Regions from separate parts of the Homo sapiens genome. Here region 2 is linked to region 1. Evidence: chromatin loops called from intact Hi-C (ENCODE). Cell type or tissue: heart left ventricle. All regions are shown on one strand. Each heading gives the region's core, and the rest is flanking DNA. Links, peaks and the distances in the headings are about the cores only. Region 1 overlaps LOC124902181 (a long non-coding RNA gene). Region 2 has its middle 69 kb from the start of ANXA1.

Region 1 (8,345 bases), core at 322-8,321:
AACAACTGCTTACTTATTCTATTATGTAATCCAGCCATGGAATTAGCAATTTGTAATGATTATATTTTCATAATTAGAGTGTAGGGTTCTATAGCCATGGTTAGTATCTTGCAGTAATTATATACATGGGCTAAATGCATAAGAACTGTGAGTCAACAGTGTCATTGAACTGAATGCTAAAATCCTAAATCTTTTTTTTTTCTTTTGGAATCAAACCTTTTTTCCAGTATTGATATAGGTCAGATTTAATGGCAGAAGTAAATGGGGAAAATTAATTTGGTACAAATTTTTAGGAATAAATCTATGTGTTAAGGCGGTCAAACTGTATAACATTCATGAAGAAAAATTTGATGTGATGTCACATTGCTGTGCATGGTGTGAGGATAACCCTGAAAAATAGAGTAACAGGTCTGAAGGGCAAGGTGGCCGTGGAATTAATAAATACATTTGTAGTGGAATTCAATATTGCATAAATGACCATGGAATAGCCCCTCAGCAGATGACAAATGAGCCTACTGCAAAAGGAACCATGGGCTGGAATTACAACTGGTCTTGACAAAATATGCAATGAGTTGATTCCATGGGCGATGTTTGTCGCTAGTGGAATAACAGATAATACTGAGTGAAAATACTCAGCCTATTGCATTTGCGTCACAGAAAATGCTCCATATACCTCAGCTTAATAGACTACAAGGTAATTGTGGTGGCTAAGTGGTGGGGGAAGGAGCATTGGCTTGAGAGTCACAGCCAAGGTACGAGTATGGGTTCTGTTCCTGACTGCAAGTGTCACTTGCTAGCCATGTGATGTTTGTATTACAACTATTATCCTTTTGACATGGGCTAATTGCACTCACCAAGCTTCATTGACCTCATCTTTAAAATGGACTATAATCATCTCCACTGCAGTTTCTGAAGGGATTACATGAGATGATGCTGAAAACCACTGAGCAGTGCATTTAGCACGTATTTAAAGGCTAGATACACATTACCCACAATTCCACTTTTCTGTCAATCAAATATTTTTATTTAAAAAAATTTAGTCACACTGTAGTTAAACATTTAGAATTATTTTAATTGATCTGGCCAGGCGCCGTGGCTCACACATGTAATCCCAGCATTTTGGGAGGCCAAGGCGGGCGGATCATCTGAGGTCAGGAGTTCAAGACCAGCCTGGCCAACATGGTGAAACCTCATCTCTACTAAAACTACCAAAAAAAAGTAGCCAGGCATGGTGGTGGGTGCCTATAGTCCCAGCTACTTGGGGGGCTGAGGCAGAAGAATTGCTTGAACCCGGGAGACGAAGGTTGCAGTGAGCTCAGATCGTGCCACTATACCACTACACTCCAGCCTGGGTGACAAAACAAGACTCTGTCTCCAAAAAAAAAAAAAAAAAAAAAAAAGAATTACTTTAATTGATCTAATTCAGAAAGTTATTAATGAAAAATTATTTTAATTATTTTTAAAGAAGGTTTCCCCCAACTGGAAAAACCTAATCATTTATATATCCAATAAAAACAACTCTTTGGATTATTTTGGTACATTCTTAGTTGTTTCTAGATGGTAATGTCTTAATAGTAGACTGGCTTCACAAATTTAAGATAAGCAGGATTAAATGAATAGAAATGCATGTGATTGAGCATTAATGGCCCAGTGTTTCAGGCCTGTCTCTGCTACTGATTAGTTGTTTGACCTGTTGGAAATTATGTAACCTCTCCAAGTCTCAATTATTTGTAAGACAAGGAGGTTGCATAACATGATTCTAAAATTTCTTCCTGTGCTGTAAACCTGAGCTGTCCAATATGGCAGCCACTAGCCATATGTGACTATTGAGCACATGCAACATGGCTGGAAATGGAGATGTAAAATATACGCTGGATTTGGAAGACTCCATAGGAAAAAGCTAATGTAAAATGTATCATTAATATCTTTTCATTGTGCTTACATGTTAAAAAAATACTATTTTGAATATATTTGGCTAAGTAAAATATATTACTAATACTAATTGACCTGTTTCTTTTTTAATGTGGTCACTAGGAAAGTTAAGATGCCATGTGGCTTGCATTTGTCGTGTGCATTTCATCTCTATTGGGCAGTGTTGTTCTAAGAATTCTCTGAGTTTATGAAATAAGTTTTAGTGAGAGTTCCAATTAAATCATACCCAGATCTAGAATTCAGATCTTCTGGGAAATTTCTGATAAGTAGATAGTGTTGGTGGCTCCCCCTCCATCTGACTGCAGCAGTTGATTTGCATGGCTATGCAGAGATGTAGCCTTTGAGGAAGTAGGAGAAGGGAAGGGGAATGGATGAGATTAGAGTACAGTGGGGACAGATAGAGACTGCAGCCAGAATCCAGTGGAGCTGTTCATGGAGTGGGGATTCTGAGACGGTGGAGTACATGTAGCGCACTTTTGGTTCTCGGGAAATAAAGCCCTGCAAGTCCACCTGCGAATGGGGTAGAAAAACACTGTGATACTACCATCAGCTGTCTGTTTGGGGAGCACTGGTGATAGCCCACTTCAAAGGAGTCTGCTAAACTCATGACAGGCACAGCAGGCACTTCTCAGGTATTGGCTTGAAGGAGTGAAATAAGAGAACAGAGCAGGCCACACAGTGAGACAGCCTGAATAGATCAATTCATAAACTATGGACTCTCAGACATAATCAGATGAGATTTTGCATAGTACCAATGTCTAGGACTCAAAATGTGGGTGCGATAACATTTGGGATCTTAATGTTGATAAGGCCAGTGAGATCAAGGAAAGTTTTTATTTTACTTTTTTAGCAAAGCAACATAAAGGTCTTTAAAAATAAAAGTTGTTTGAGAGCAATGACACACCAGGTTTTCTGTGTTGTTTCAAACAGCAGGCAGTGTGCTCATGGTGTCTTGCCTAGGTCGTCTGGGTGAGGTTATGGGGTACAGTGAAGATGGAGAAGTATTGACAGATATGCACGTTGCCACTTCTGTGTTGCCTCCTCTGTCGGTTTATAGCCAATAAAATGTAGACAACATTCACTATCTTTAGGGGGCATCCAATGCTCAGTTCTAGCTAATTATTGCAGACGCAGGGCTCCCAGATCTTCTGGTGTCTAAAGAGAAGCTGGAAACCTTGATTTTTATGTCACATACTATAATATTTAAATGTTAGTAATTAGCACAAATTAATACGCGCGCGCGCACATACACACACACACACACACACACACACACACCATCTGTTGGCAGGATGCTGTCCCAGGGCCATCAGTGTACACTGTGATATTTCTAATATTAGAAACCCTATAAATAAGCAGCCCTTATTTGCACATTCTGGAACAATTTTTCAAAGCTTTCCTAGTCTTCTTCTTCTTTAAATAATGCAGGGTTTTTTTGCGGGCTCACTAAGACATGCTTTTCCTGCACAAAGAACCTGAGACATGAGCTTGGCTCAGATATGCTACCACAAGGTGGAGCTCAAACGTTTTTCTTTTTTGTCGAGTTTTACATGAAGTTAATGCTGATTAATGCAATAACTGAAACTATGATTCTATGACAGCTTAGTTTATCTCCTGCTGAGATTGCTTATGTGCTTTGGTTTTGTTCAGAATTATTAGCTGTAAAAACAAACAGCAAACAAACACCGCACACCCTGAAAACATAACAGCCTACCCGTCTAATTTTTATTTTATTTTTATTGTATAGATTTAGGTTAATTTACATTTTACCATGACATATGCTGAAGGCAGAGTTAAAGGAGTAAGAAAAATATAGAGTTTGGAACTCTTGGGATCCTATAGGCTTACAATTCAAATTTTAAATTTAAAATAGAAAATAAACCGAAAAGAAAACATAATTCTCTAAGACAAGAAACATGTTTCCGTTTAGGTAAAAGGAAAACCGATGATTTGTCCCTATGGGCTGAGGTACTTAAAGAATCTCTCTCTGCCTTAGGGCCTAGTCCTTCCTTAGGTTTCCAGCTTTATTTCCTGCCATTCACTTGGAATTTCCCTGAACCTCACTTTCCAAGTACATGAGTCCATACAACATGCCCTGTTCTGAGATGTGGCTTTGCCTTGTTTGTTTGTTGTTTCATTTCCCAGCTGCTTCTGTTGTCTGGAAGGTGCTTTGTTGGCTGCATCCAGACTATTGGAGTTTTTCCTTTTTGTTTCTGTTTTAAAATAACAACTCTTGTTTCAAGGCTCAGCTGAAATCTAAAGCCCTTCAAGAAGTCTTTCCAGTTCTTCTAAGTCAGCTTCAATAATCTACTCTTCCATGATCATGATAGTACTGACTTAGGCTTTCTGGGCTACAGGACTGCTCTGAATACCTGACATGCCCATTCTCTGAGTTCCCACGAAGAGCATTCTTGTTTTACAGCTAAGACCCCTGAAGAGCAGAGAGACTGATGCAGCTGAGCCTCTGCAGCTGGCACTGGAGTGAGACTCATCTCAGTCCTGAGTCTGTGCTCTTATCTGCTAAGCTATGGCATCTCCCTGAATTGTTACACCACATGCTTCATGGTCTTATCTTGCCATTTTTAACTTTTTATTATTATTATTATCATCACAGTGGCTTATTTATCTATTTACTCCATTAGAGTTTGAGCTGTTCAAGGCCAGAGGGTAAGTCTTGTCACTGTGACTCAGCAGTGCCGGCTCTGGGGCTGTCCAGGCAGGAGGGGAGGGGTTATGGTTCAATGACTCTGAAGGCCAACGTCCAAGTTGACCTAGCTTTGCCATGTGTTAGCCATGGGGCCTGGAAAAAATGCATGTCCCTGATACTTAGTGTCCTCCCCTGTAAAATATGGAAGGTAATTGCACTTCTTCCACAAAAAACAAGGTTTTGTGAAAAGTGGTTGAGTTAAAATCTCTGAAGAGCTTGAGATGCAGAGTCTGGCTCATAGAACTCCCTATGTGCTAGGAATTATTATAGCAGACATTTGGCACTTTGAATCGACAGTCCTGGCATTCAAACTGATCTATCACAGTTTTCAAGGCAGGTTTTAAAGCTTTAAACACGTTGTCCAGCTAACTTGTTGATGTTTTACTCCCAATTATTTTTAGAATAAAAAAAGTTTAAGGATTAGTTGGTGACCAGAAGTGATAAGGCAGGCCTTGACTTAGATGTGTGATCTACACTTGTAAACCTGGTAAATACTCTGCTGAGTAATACACACAAAACACACTGATTTTGAATAACTGGATCCCAATTTTATACACAGTAAGATGAGCAGGCAACTTTACAATGAGAAAATAAGACTATTAACTTCAATTTGTTTTTCTTATATTTAAATTCTAGGAGGTATTCTTATGCTTCTGAGTCTCCTATTGACTTCTGCTGAGATTATTCTCACGATATTGCTGAAGAAATTTGAAATTTCCCATTAAAGCAGATGCTTCACTCTCCAATTCATTGAAGCTAAAAAAAGACACAATCTTTTAAAATTTTACAGAGGTTGTATGGATTTCAAGGTTATGATAAAGAATCTAAAATTCAATCACAATATTTTCTTTATGGAAAATTTGATTGGATTTGCATAATTTTGACTTACAGGAAACTGGCCAGTCCCAAGTAAAAGGATTCTCTGTTCCTCTGTGAATTGCATTATCCAGTAATTAGTTTAACACATTGTATTAGTCCTTCTTGCATTGCTATAAAGAAATACCTGACACTGGGTAATTTATAAAGAAAAGAGGTTTAATTGGTTCATGGATCTGCAGGCTGTACAAGAGGCATGGTTCTGGCATCTGCTCCATTTCCGGGGAGGCCTCAGGAAACATACAATAACAGTGAAAGGTGAAGGGGAAGCTGGCACATATTACATGGCCAGGGCAGATGCCAGAGAGAGAGAGGGAGGTGCTACACACTTTTAAACAATCAGTTCTCATGAAAACTCTACCATGAGAACAGCACCAAAGGCAGAAATCTGTCCCCATGATCCAACCACCTTCCACCAGACCCACCTCCAACATTGGGGATTACAATTCGACAAGAAATTTGGGCAGGGACTCAGATCAACCCATATCACACATGTTTTCTGAGTGCCTGCTACATACCACTCACTGTTCTAGTGACTGGCATGCTTTCCTCTTTGAAAATAACATGGCTATAATACTTATATTTTCTTGGTGACCAATCAAAGTCAAGTGAAAAGCTGAATCTTTGAAATAGGTAAATTCAAGCAGTTGAAAATTTAACTGCCTTAATAGTTTACAAGGAAACTAAGGAGGATTAACCAAAGTGGGCCCGAGTGTGGGTCTTCCCACGTTCTCTTCTTGTCCTTTCTCTAATTGAAGGTCTCATCCTCACTGCTGCTCCCTTCGACTACCCCAGGCACTGCCGCCTGGCCAGGATAGGAAGGTGCCACACAAGAGTGACCCTTCCATCTCTTCCTTTGGGCTCCATCTGCCTCCTGGTTTTCACTGTCGCTGGGTTTAGATTATTATAGGGTTTCCAAATTCCCAGCAGATAGTAATCTTTGAAATTTCAGAACAAATAATCAGAATTCCTGAAATGGTATTATTCTCTATTTTTAAGAATACATATTTACATATTTTTAATTAGTAACAAGTGACCATAATATTAAACTATGAATCATTTTTCTACTATAAGATTTTACAGAAAGTTGATTTAAAATTATTATTATAAATCAATATATTGGGACAAAATGATATGTTTTAAAATGATATGTTAAAATGATCTTTAACTGACATTGACATTTTATAGTAGAAAACATTGAAAGAAGGGGTGTTAAAACAAAACAATTGCTGAATAAAAATAATTTTAAAATGTAAACTTTATATTATGTATATTTAATGTTTAGAAGTTAACTTTTTTATTTTTAAAAATTTTAATAGTTTTGGGGGTACAGGTGGTTTTTGGTTACATGGATGAGTTCTTTAGTGGTGAATTCTGAGATTTTAGTGCACCTGTCACTAAAGCAGTGTACACTGTACCCACTCAATATGTAATCTTTTATCCCTCACCCCACTCCCAGCTCCCCACCCTGCAGTCATCAAAGTCCATTATATCACTTTGTATGTGTTTGTGTCCTCACAGCTTAGCTCCCACTGATAAGTGAGAACATGCGGCATTTGGTTTTTTATTCCTGGGTTACCTCATTTAGAATAATGGCCTCCAGCTCCATCCAAGTTGCTGCAAAAGAAATTATTTCGTTCTTTTTTATGGCCTAGTAGTATTCCATGTTGTATATATACACATTTTCTTTATCCACTCATTGGTTGATGGGCATTTAGGCCGGTTCCATATCTTTGCAACTGTGAATTGTGCTGCTATAAACATGCGTGTACATGTGTCTTTTTCATGTAATGACTTCTTTTCCTTTGGGTAGATACCCAGTAGTGGGATTGCTGGATCAAATGGTAGATCTACTTTCAGTTCTTTAAGGAATCACCATACTGTTTTTCATAGAGGTTGTACTAATTTACATTCACACCAGCAGTGTGTAAGTGTTCCCTTTTCATCACATCCACACCAACATCTATGGTTTTAACTTTTGAATTATAGCCATTCTTGCAGGAGTTACGTGGTATCTCATCGTGGTTTTAATTTGTATTTCACTGATGTTGAACATTTCTCATTCATTTGTTGGCTGTTTGTATATCTTCTTTTGAAAAATGGCTGTTCATGTCTTTTGCCCACTTTTTGATGGAATTGTCATTTTCTTGCTGATTTGTTTGAGTTTCTTGTAGATTCTGGATACTAGTCCTTTGTCAGATGCATACTTTGTGAATATTTTCTTCCACTCTGTGGGTTTTCTCTTTAATGTGCTGATTATTTCTTTTGCTCTGCAGAAGCTTTTCAGTTTAATTAGCTCTAATTTATTCAATTTATTTATTTTTGTCTTTGTTGCATTTGCTTTTGGGGTCTTTGTCATGAATTTGCCTAAGCCAATGTCCAGAAGAGTTTTTCCAATGTTATCTTTTCAAGGCTGGGCGTTGTGGCGCATGCCTATAATCCCAGCACTTGAGGTCAGGAGTACAAAACTAGCCTGGCCAACATGGTCAAACCCCATCTCTACTAAAAGTACAAAAATTAGCTGGGCGTGGTGGCAGACGCCTGTAATCCCAGCTAATCAGGAGGCTGAGGCAGGAGAATCGCTTGAACGCAGGAGGTAGAGGTTGCAGTGATCCTTGTTCGCTCCATTGCACTCCAGCTTGGGGCGACAGCGCAAACTCCCTTTCCAAAAAAAAGAAAAAGAAAAAGAAAAAAAAAAACAGAAGAAGAAAAAAGGGAAAAAACAATGTTATCTTTTAGAATTTCTTATAGTTTCAGCTCTTAGATTTACGTCTTTGATCCATCTTGAGTTGATTTTTGTATAAGGTGAGAGATGAGGATCTAGTTTCAT
Region 2 (8,345 bases), core at 63-8,062, 220 kb after region 1:
GTGGTAGGTAATTGATAAACAAATTCTGACTTGTCTGTTAGTGACATTAATTGACTTTCTGTGTCCAGTTTGGTAGTGATCTAAATGAATGTGGAAAAATCAGTTTTGTCTGCATTTCCAATTAATTTCAACATTCTGTGCTCTAGATAAATTAGCGCTGTTTGACTTTTCCTTTGAATCAGTTATAACATCTCCGTGGCTCCCTCATATTATGTAAGTAAAATTATTTAACACATGTTCATTTTCATATCTGAATGAGGGTTATGATTTCACCTTTTTCTGAAAATTATCTTTTTAGCATTAACGTTGGTGTGGTGATGTAGGCAAAAGACTGGCTCAGAGGTACTTGACAGAAAATGGAAAATGGGGTCAAAATGGTTGATTTGATATTCAGAAAAACCTTTTTTGGTAAAGCACATTGAAAAATCTCAACACAATTTAACAATTTTTTAAATTATGGTAGGAAAGTAAAAATAAGGGAATCTAGAAGCTTGATATAAGAAGGCAATCCAGGCCTGGCGTGGTGGCTCATGCCTGCAATCTCAGAACTTTGGGAGGCGGAGGTGGACGGATCACTTGAGGCTAGGAGTTTGAGATCAGCCTGGCCAACATGGCAAAACCCTGTCTCTACTAAAAATACAATTATTAGCCAGGTGTGGTGGTGCACGCCTATAATCTCAGCTACTTGGGAGGCTGAGGCACAAGAATCGCTTGAACCGGGAGGCGGAGGTTGCAGTGAGCAGAGATTGCACCACTGCATTCCAGCCTGGGCGATAGAGTGACACTCTTTCACAAAAATAAATAAATAAATAAATATAAAATAAGAAGGCAATCCAGAGGAGTGAGTGAGTACTGGATCTGCTAATGTGAGGGGTCATGAGCTCTTGGGACAGGAAACAAAGCTTGAGACTAGAGCTCTGGTAGGATCCACAGCATAATGCCGGGAGCAGCAAAATCTCAAGGGAAAAACCTGACTTTGCTTTAAAATGGAGATGTCTGAAATACTTGTCTGTCCTGAACTTAGCTCTAGATAAGCTAGAATAAAAGAACAATTATCTGCTGAGAATTTCTAACCACAAGGTGGCACACACCTTGTTTGTTGAAGAACTGAGGTACAGCAAGGTGTGGCTAGAACACTGAACCAAAGGAATTGTGGTATGACCTTAGTTAGGTCTTGGCTGTCATCTCCTTGTTACCCTAACATAAAAGGTTGTGAACAATAACTTCTCTATGTCACTGGATAATTCAGCCATGAGGCTCTCTCTTGATTCACATCATAAAAACCCAAACATTATTCTTTTGTTGCCATGCACACTTGCAGGTACAAGGATGTTAAAATCTACACACCCCTCCCTAATTCTTATATTGCAAAAATTTGCCTGTTACATAATAATGATAGTTCCTTGAGTTTTTATCAAGTATTATGTTTACCCAGAAAAGAACAGTATTTTAAAAAGGTATTCTTATACAATTCTCCCCACTTTTTGCATTTTGTATTTTCTTTGGGACAAAAATGTTATTTGCCTTTGTTGGCAGGGACAGTTAGTTACATTTTTAGGGGAAAATCTCAGAATGAGAAACTAAACTCGAACTAAAATAAATATAAGTCTTAGTAAAAAAATCTGAGAAATCAAATGTATTTATTTAAAGTAAGCTTAGATCTTTTTTTGAGCTCAAATCCCGTGATAATTCAATCTGAATTTATTTTGGTGCTCTCTCACTCACACCCATCTTATGAAAACCAAAGCATTTGGGGGTCTTTTACTCATCCGGTTACCACTGAGATGCCTTGTCTAAACTTACAAGGGCTACTGAAATCTGAGAACCTTGGGTTTTAGTGCCATCTGGAAGCCCAGTAAACTTTGCAAAGGCTGTGAAACTCAGCCTAAACTCCAGCCCCTCAGGCATACTAGGCAGCCACACCCCTCCCACCTAACCCAAAACTCCGCTCACCTCCTGCAATGCTGTGAAGGAGAAAGCTGTAGGTTCCCTGGGAGTCTGCAGATCTCTCTTCCCATCCTGGACTTCTGGGGCATGCCTCCCCTCCCACCTTCTCTTTTCCACAAGGCACATGTCTCCCTTTCCCCTATCTGGCATAATTCCCTCAAGGAGTGCCAGGAAGGCAGATCATCTGCTGGATAATTAGCCTTTCTGTCCTACAGCACAAACCTCCTGTGAGGTTAAAAGAATGAAGGAGCTGGCTGCCTTCTTTAAGTGGACATGAATGTAAAAAAGATCCATGAAGCACAAAACACAAATTCTGTCTCGATTAGCTATGTTGATTCACAGCTTGTAGCCTCTCCTCATAACCTGAAATACCTGATAAAGGACGGCACGCTCCATCAAAACATACTGTCCAATTTGTGAGTGGTTGAAGGAGTGCCCCAAACCTCCATCGGCGGTCTGGCCTTTATAATCTTACACGCACAGTGTTTTATTCCTGAAAACTAAAGCTGAAGGAGAAAACTTAAATTACAAATGTCATCACTCATTTACTTAAAAATTATCTCCTTCTGTATATGCAGATGCTTCTTATTCTCTTGCAATCTTTCCAAGCCCTTTGCACTAGCTGTATTCTTTAGCACATTAAAGAAATAAAATCATTTCTTGACTCTCATGGGAAGATAAGATGGAAATGGCAAGATACCGCTGGGAATAATAGGCAGAGGAATGTTGCTTTTGATAAGAAACCAATAGAACTATACCTACTTTCTTTTTCTTTTCTTTTTTTTCTTTTCTTTTCTTTTTTTTTTGAGACGGAGTCTCACTCTGTCGCCCAGGCTGGATGCAGTGGTGCGATCTCGGCTCACTGCAAGCTCCGCCTCCTGGGTTCACGGCATTCTCCCGCCTCAGCCTCCAGAGTAGCTGGGACTACAGGCGTGTGCCACCACGCCCGGCTAATTTTTTTTTTTTTTTTTTGTATTTTTAGTAGAGGCAGGGTTTCACCGTGTTAACAGGATGGTCTCGATTTCCCGACCTCGTGATCTGCCGGCCTCGGCCTCCCAAAGTGCTGGGATTACAGGCGTGAGCCACCGCGCTCGGCCGAGCTATACCTACATTTTATACATGTCTTCAATGACACATTTATGATTAAACTAAAGATGTTGGAATGAAAATGACAAGTGATCATTTCTCAACATACAAGAAAGTCTATCTCAGTGTATCCATGGGCCAGGAAGAGAATACACTTTAATAAATGTGTTTTTTTGGGGACTAGCCCAGGCTGAGAAAGGAAAAGTCTCTGGTAGTTCCATCAGGTCTTAGTTTCCTGGGTATACATAACTCTGTATTATTTGGCTGAGAAATTAAAGGATTTTCCTTCAGTGTATTCTTAAATCATATTATACTGACATTTTATTATTCTCATGTTTTCTTTCATTATGAAAAAATTGTTGGGGAGGTGAGCATTTGCAAACCTCTTTTTATATTGCGTTTATTATGTGGAACTGGGAATCTCTGAAACTCCTTTTACTTTGTACTAAGTGGCTATGGAAAACATCTTTCGAGAATGAAGGACAAATTCTCAGAGGAAAAATACTGAATAAAAGGTTTCAACTCTTGCTGGCATTACAGTATTTCCTCACAAGGGGAGTGCATTTCAAATAGTCTCTTTTTTTGTGTAATACAGAGGAAAGCATAATTTTTTCTAAAGTTGGCATCACTACAAAAAGTCAGTCAATGCTCAACTTCTGGTATTTGATTGGTTGTGAGGGGTTTTGCTTTGTTTTGTTTCTGTATGTGGAGAGGAAAGGGACCAAGCCAGCCTTTCTGGATTTTGGAGCTGATATACTCTAGCACCACCTACTGGGAAAGGGTTTATAGTGCCCCAAATTATAAGAAACCCAAACTCAAAATCCTCTGATGCCTTCTCTCAAAACTTTCATTTATTTTTCTTCTTTTCCTATTCTTTTATTTTCTGTTGATTTTCTATTCATTTTTGTTTGTTTCCCTTTCTCTGGTATAAATACTCCAGCTTTCTCAATGTAATTCTCATACACAACTCTAAAACAACTCCCTAGAACAACTGCTTTTATGGCACGTGGAAAGGTTGGAGATGAGAAAAAATCAAGTCTATTTCAGGTCATATGTCTTCACCGCAAATGATGATTTATGGATATTAAATTCATAATCCATTATCTTACCTGTTAAATATTAATACTTAATATTAATATTTAATATTCTCAAGGCCAGAATCCATTGAATCATAATTCTTCCACTAACTAGCTATGAGGCTGTATAACCTCCCTAAGTCCTTATTTGCTCACTTGATAAAAAAGCAATGCTAATAATACATGTTGGATAGGAATGCTTTGAGAATTAAATGATATGTGATGTATGCAAACTTCAGCAGAGCACCTTTCGTGCAATGCACAATAAAAGTTTTCCATTATAATTACTCTTCTGAGGACAAAGTTCATGTTTTCATTCATCTCTGTAGCTTCAGAGTGCATAATAGAGGGTTTACATATTTCCTTCTATGTCTTAATATATACTAGAAAATTAATTGTGTAGAGTACAGTAGAAGAAAAAAACATTATTGCCATGACTATGAGCTAGCTACTCTGCTAAGCACTTTGTAGGTGTCATTTCATTCACTAGATAGAGGATACAGAATCTTGATTTTTTCCATTCTCAGTGTATTAGTCTGTTTTCACAGTGCTATAAAGATACTACCTGAGACTGGGTAATTTTTAAAGAAAAGAGGTTTAATTGACCCACAGTTCCACATGGTTAGAGAGGCCTCAGGAAACTTACAATCATGGTATAAGGCAAAGGAGAAGCAAGTACCTTCTTCACAAGGTGGCAGGAGAGAGAGAGAGAGATCAGGGGAAAGTGCCTCTTTTAAACCATCTCACCAGATCTTGTGAGAACTCCCTTACTATCACAAGAAGAGCAGGGGGAAACTGCTCCCATGATATAATCACCTCCCACCAGGTCCCTCCCTCAACATGTGGGGATTATAATTCAAGATGAGATTTGGGTGGAGACGCAGGGCAAAAACATGTCACTCCATTTCATAACTAACTTTCTAGGTAAAATCTGAGCACTCCTCCCAAGGGCTTAGTTTTCTTCAGAAAGGAGTGGGCTATACCGTCTCTAAAATTTCTTTCAGCTCTATTATCTTTACTGTAATTTTGCCAGCCTTAAAATTAGATTTGGGTATAATTCAGCAATTATACTGGCTGGGATTCTGCTTCTTTCCATTTTAAAATGAAAGAAGCAAGAATTATGGGTAACTAGAACAAGAGGTATCAGAGGTCATCTAGCCAACCTCCATTCACAGATAAGCAAACAAAAAAACAAAAAACACACACAAAAAGGTGAAGTATTTTCTGCCCAATGTCCTAACACTAGATGTAGCAATATTAAGAGTTTAGTCCAGAAAATTTGGAAGAGGTGGCACACCTGGATTTTGTATGCTTTAGTTTCTCCAGGATAGAAACAAAGGAGAATGTAGTGTGGCAGTAAAAATATGAGTAAGTATATACATATCACAAATGACAACCTAAGGAAATCCACAATATTAGATTTGGTGTAGACTTCAGCAAATCCAAAAAGGCTAAGACCATCTAGCTTATAACATGTATCTTCAGAAATATTCTGAGGTATAGCATAATGGAGTGATTTTTGAAACAAGAATCCTCTTTCCTTTTTATTTAAGTCTAAATTTAAATTACATTGTAGAAAACTTGAAAGGAATATGAAAAAGTCACCCACAATTATATGACACTAAATGAATGCTTTGATAGTTAAAAATATTTCTTACTATGCATATATTTTTTCTATGCATATATATAGTAATTATAGTATGCATGAATTAGTTTTATTATTTGATTACAGTTTGGCATATTGTTACATGATCTCTGTAGGCATCAAATGCTTGCAACATTATCCAGCAAATGATCATATAATTTATCTTAACATCCACCTATATCATTGAGCATTAAATTTTTCCTCTTCTCCCCTTCCCACCCTCTCTCTTTCTCCCTTCTTTCCTTCTTTGCTTTCCCTCCCTCATTTCCTCCCTTCCTTCCTTCCTTCCTTCTTTCGTCTTTCAGCATTTTAAATAATGCATTGTATTTATGGCTTTCTCTGTGTTTTAGGGTTTTCTATCAAATAAACTATCAGAATGGTTGTCAAATTGCTTTGTCAAATTACTAACTGCTTTCTTCCAAAGTGTATAGTATTTAACAATGCCATTGGTAATATAACATTTTACATGTTTTTCTCTACTCTCAAATACAAGAGGAATGAACATGTCTATTTAATTTCTTTTCATTACTGACATATTTAGACTTATTTAAATCATTTTATTTTGTATTTGTCCCGCTTTGTTGATGTTTGTTCATTCTTCCCCTTCCCCTTTCTTTTAAATTAATGACTATTGTAATACTATATATTTTCTTTATTGGTTTGGAAATAATATACTGAATTTTTTGTTCCCTGAACTTAAATTAACGTATGTAACTTAAAATGTATACATGAATTAAACAAAAACCCAAGCATACTAACTCCGATCAGATGCCTCCTGACTGTAAGTCAATATTATCCAGTATTTTAATTCCATTATGATTCTTCAACTTTATTTATTAATTCATATTCAATGCTTACTTAAATTTACCCATAGATTTACTAATTGCTTTGGCTGACGTTACCTCTTGAATCTCAGTGTCTCCTTTGGGGTTGGATTTTTTTTTTTTTTCCTGTGGTTTATCCTTGAGAAGGTATGTTAGTGAGATTTTTCTGGGTACTCATTCAGTTTTCATTTTCCTGAGGTACCTTTAGCGTGTCTTTATTTATGACAATTGTACCATGTTCTTTTGGGTAATCTTTTTTTTTCAGAGAGATATTATCTTTGAAGTACTGTAGTTTGATTCTGATCTCGTTTTTATATAAGATACAATCTGCGAAATGCAATGTATGATATGTAATTTAGTGGTATACATAGATGAATTTATATATTTATGATCTATATGAAGCACTATAATTTATCTTTCAATACATATATTTTAATATTGTTTTAGATTTGGCTCACGTTTGGATCTAAAGATTTATATTTTTCATAAATTTTGGCAATTTTTGAGCCATTATATCTTCTTATAAGGTCCTTCATCTACTCTTTTTTCTTGGATATTTCTTGGACACTCCAATTTTATCATTCTGTTATTTTATTCTATTCTATTCTGTATTTTTATTAACTTCTCTTTTGTAGATCGTATCCCTCTATGTCTCTGTAATCTGAATAGCTTCTTCGGCTCTACCTCCAAGTACTCTCACTCTACTTATTGTGTAACCTGCTATTTAATCCACTCAATTAATTTGTATGACTAGAGACAATACTTTTCTATTTCTAGAAGTTCTACTTGGCTTTTCTTTACATATTCCTACACTCAACCTAAAGAGATGGGCAGCACTCTCGTTAGCTAGTGACACCCCCTAAAAAGAGGGAATACTGTGCCAGGAAAACTAGCTCCTGTCAGACCCTGCAAGAGAACATGGCTTTTCTCTCTCCCACTATCTTCATTAGCATATAAGATGATCATATTTTTTCTCCATTTTCTGAAGTTTATGAAATGTATTTATTTTTACAAAAATATAAGTTTAAAGTAATGCATGAGTTTTTAATAAAATTATAATTAGAGATATAAGAAATATGTTTATTCATTAAGAAAGAAATTAAAAGGGCATGAATATATCTATTTCTAAACTCTGAAAACATATTAAAAGCCAACATTTGACAATTCTTAGAATGTTTTCAATACAGTTCTAAGTTTATGCTTAAAAAATAAAATAGCTAAAATGTATGCACTGGTATGCAGTCTCAACCAGGTACTTTCCTAAGATCTTTCTATATATTATTATAAAACAACCCTGTAATGTAGGTTTCTTTTACCCTCATTTTAGAATGAGAATATTGTGACACAAAAGGATAAAACTCATTTGAAGTTACATAATTAGGAAGTGATGGAACTGGTTTTCAGATGCATAATTTGGATTCAGTTTACATGGGTTTTAATTCCTGTGGCATTATAATTTTTAGGTATTTGACAATTAGGAAAATTAAAATCAAATTTCAATCAACCATAGACATTCCTTTAGCAGTCCTTTAAGATCATGTCCATTCAGTCTGGATAATTCTGCTTTGATGTGGTGGTTCATTGTTTTTGTTTTATATTTGTTTTCTTTTGTTATTGATAGTCTCTGTTTGCCCATTGACTATTTTTCATGTAATAGGCAAAAGGAATAAAAATAAAAGTAAAAAAATTTATTTTTTTTCTTTGTCTCAACTTGTGCCAAATTTGCTAGGCACAGAAAGAATCTTTGTGATGATGTTTTGGAGCATA

The links. A loop is a pair of places that touch in the nucleus more often than their neighbours do. Peaks named below come from ENCODE experiments on the same cell type or tissue, not always from the same donor. Only the 100,000 strongest peaks of a DNase experiment are listed, where the experiment ranks them.
Region 2: it touches region 1 in a loop (6-fold over the local background); 75 of 110 quality-filtered maps call a loop at or near these places.

What each region holds. Positions count from the first base shown.
Region 1 is chr9:72,853,801-72,862,145 of GRCh38, forward strand. LOC124902181 (a long non-coding RNA gene) reads right to left here. Exons shown (of 2, transcript XR_007061578.1): 2 at 3,652-8,345. Among named protein-coding and RNA genes, the nearest start is that of LINC01474, 16 kb to the right of the region's middle. RefSeq lists an enhancer at 4,236-5,435. In heart left ventricle, for the core only: a CTCF peak has its summit at 3,446 (motif pointing right); no DNase peak of the experiment used is centred there; H3K27ac peaks cover 292 bases.
Region 2 is chr9:73,078,414-73,086,758 of GRCh38, forward strand. No RefSeq gene overlaps it. Among named protein-coding and RNA genes, the nearest start is that of ANXA1, 69 kb to the right of the region's middle. In heart left ventricle, for the core only: a CTCF peak has its summit at 3,803 (motif pointing left); no DNase peak of the experiment used is centred there; H3K27me3 peaks cover 557 bases.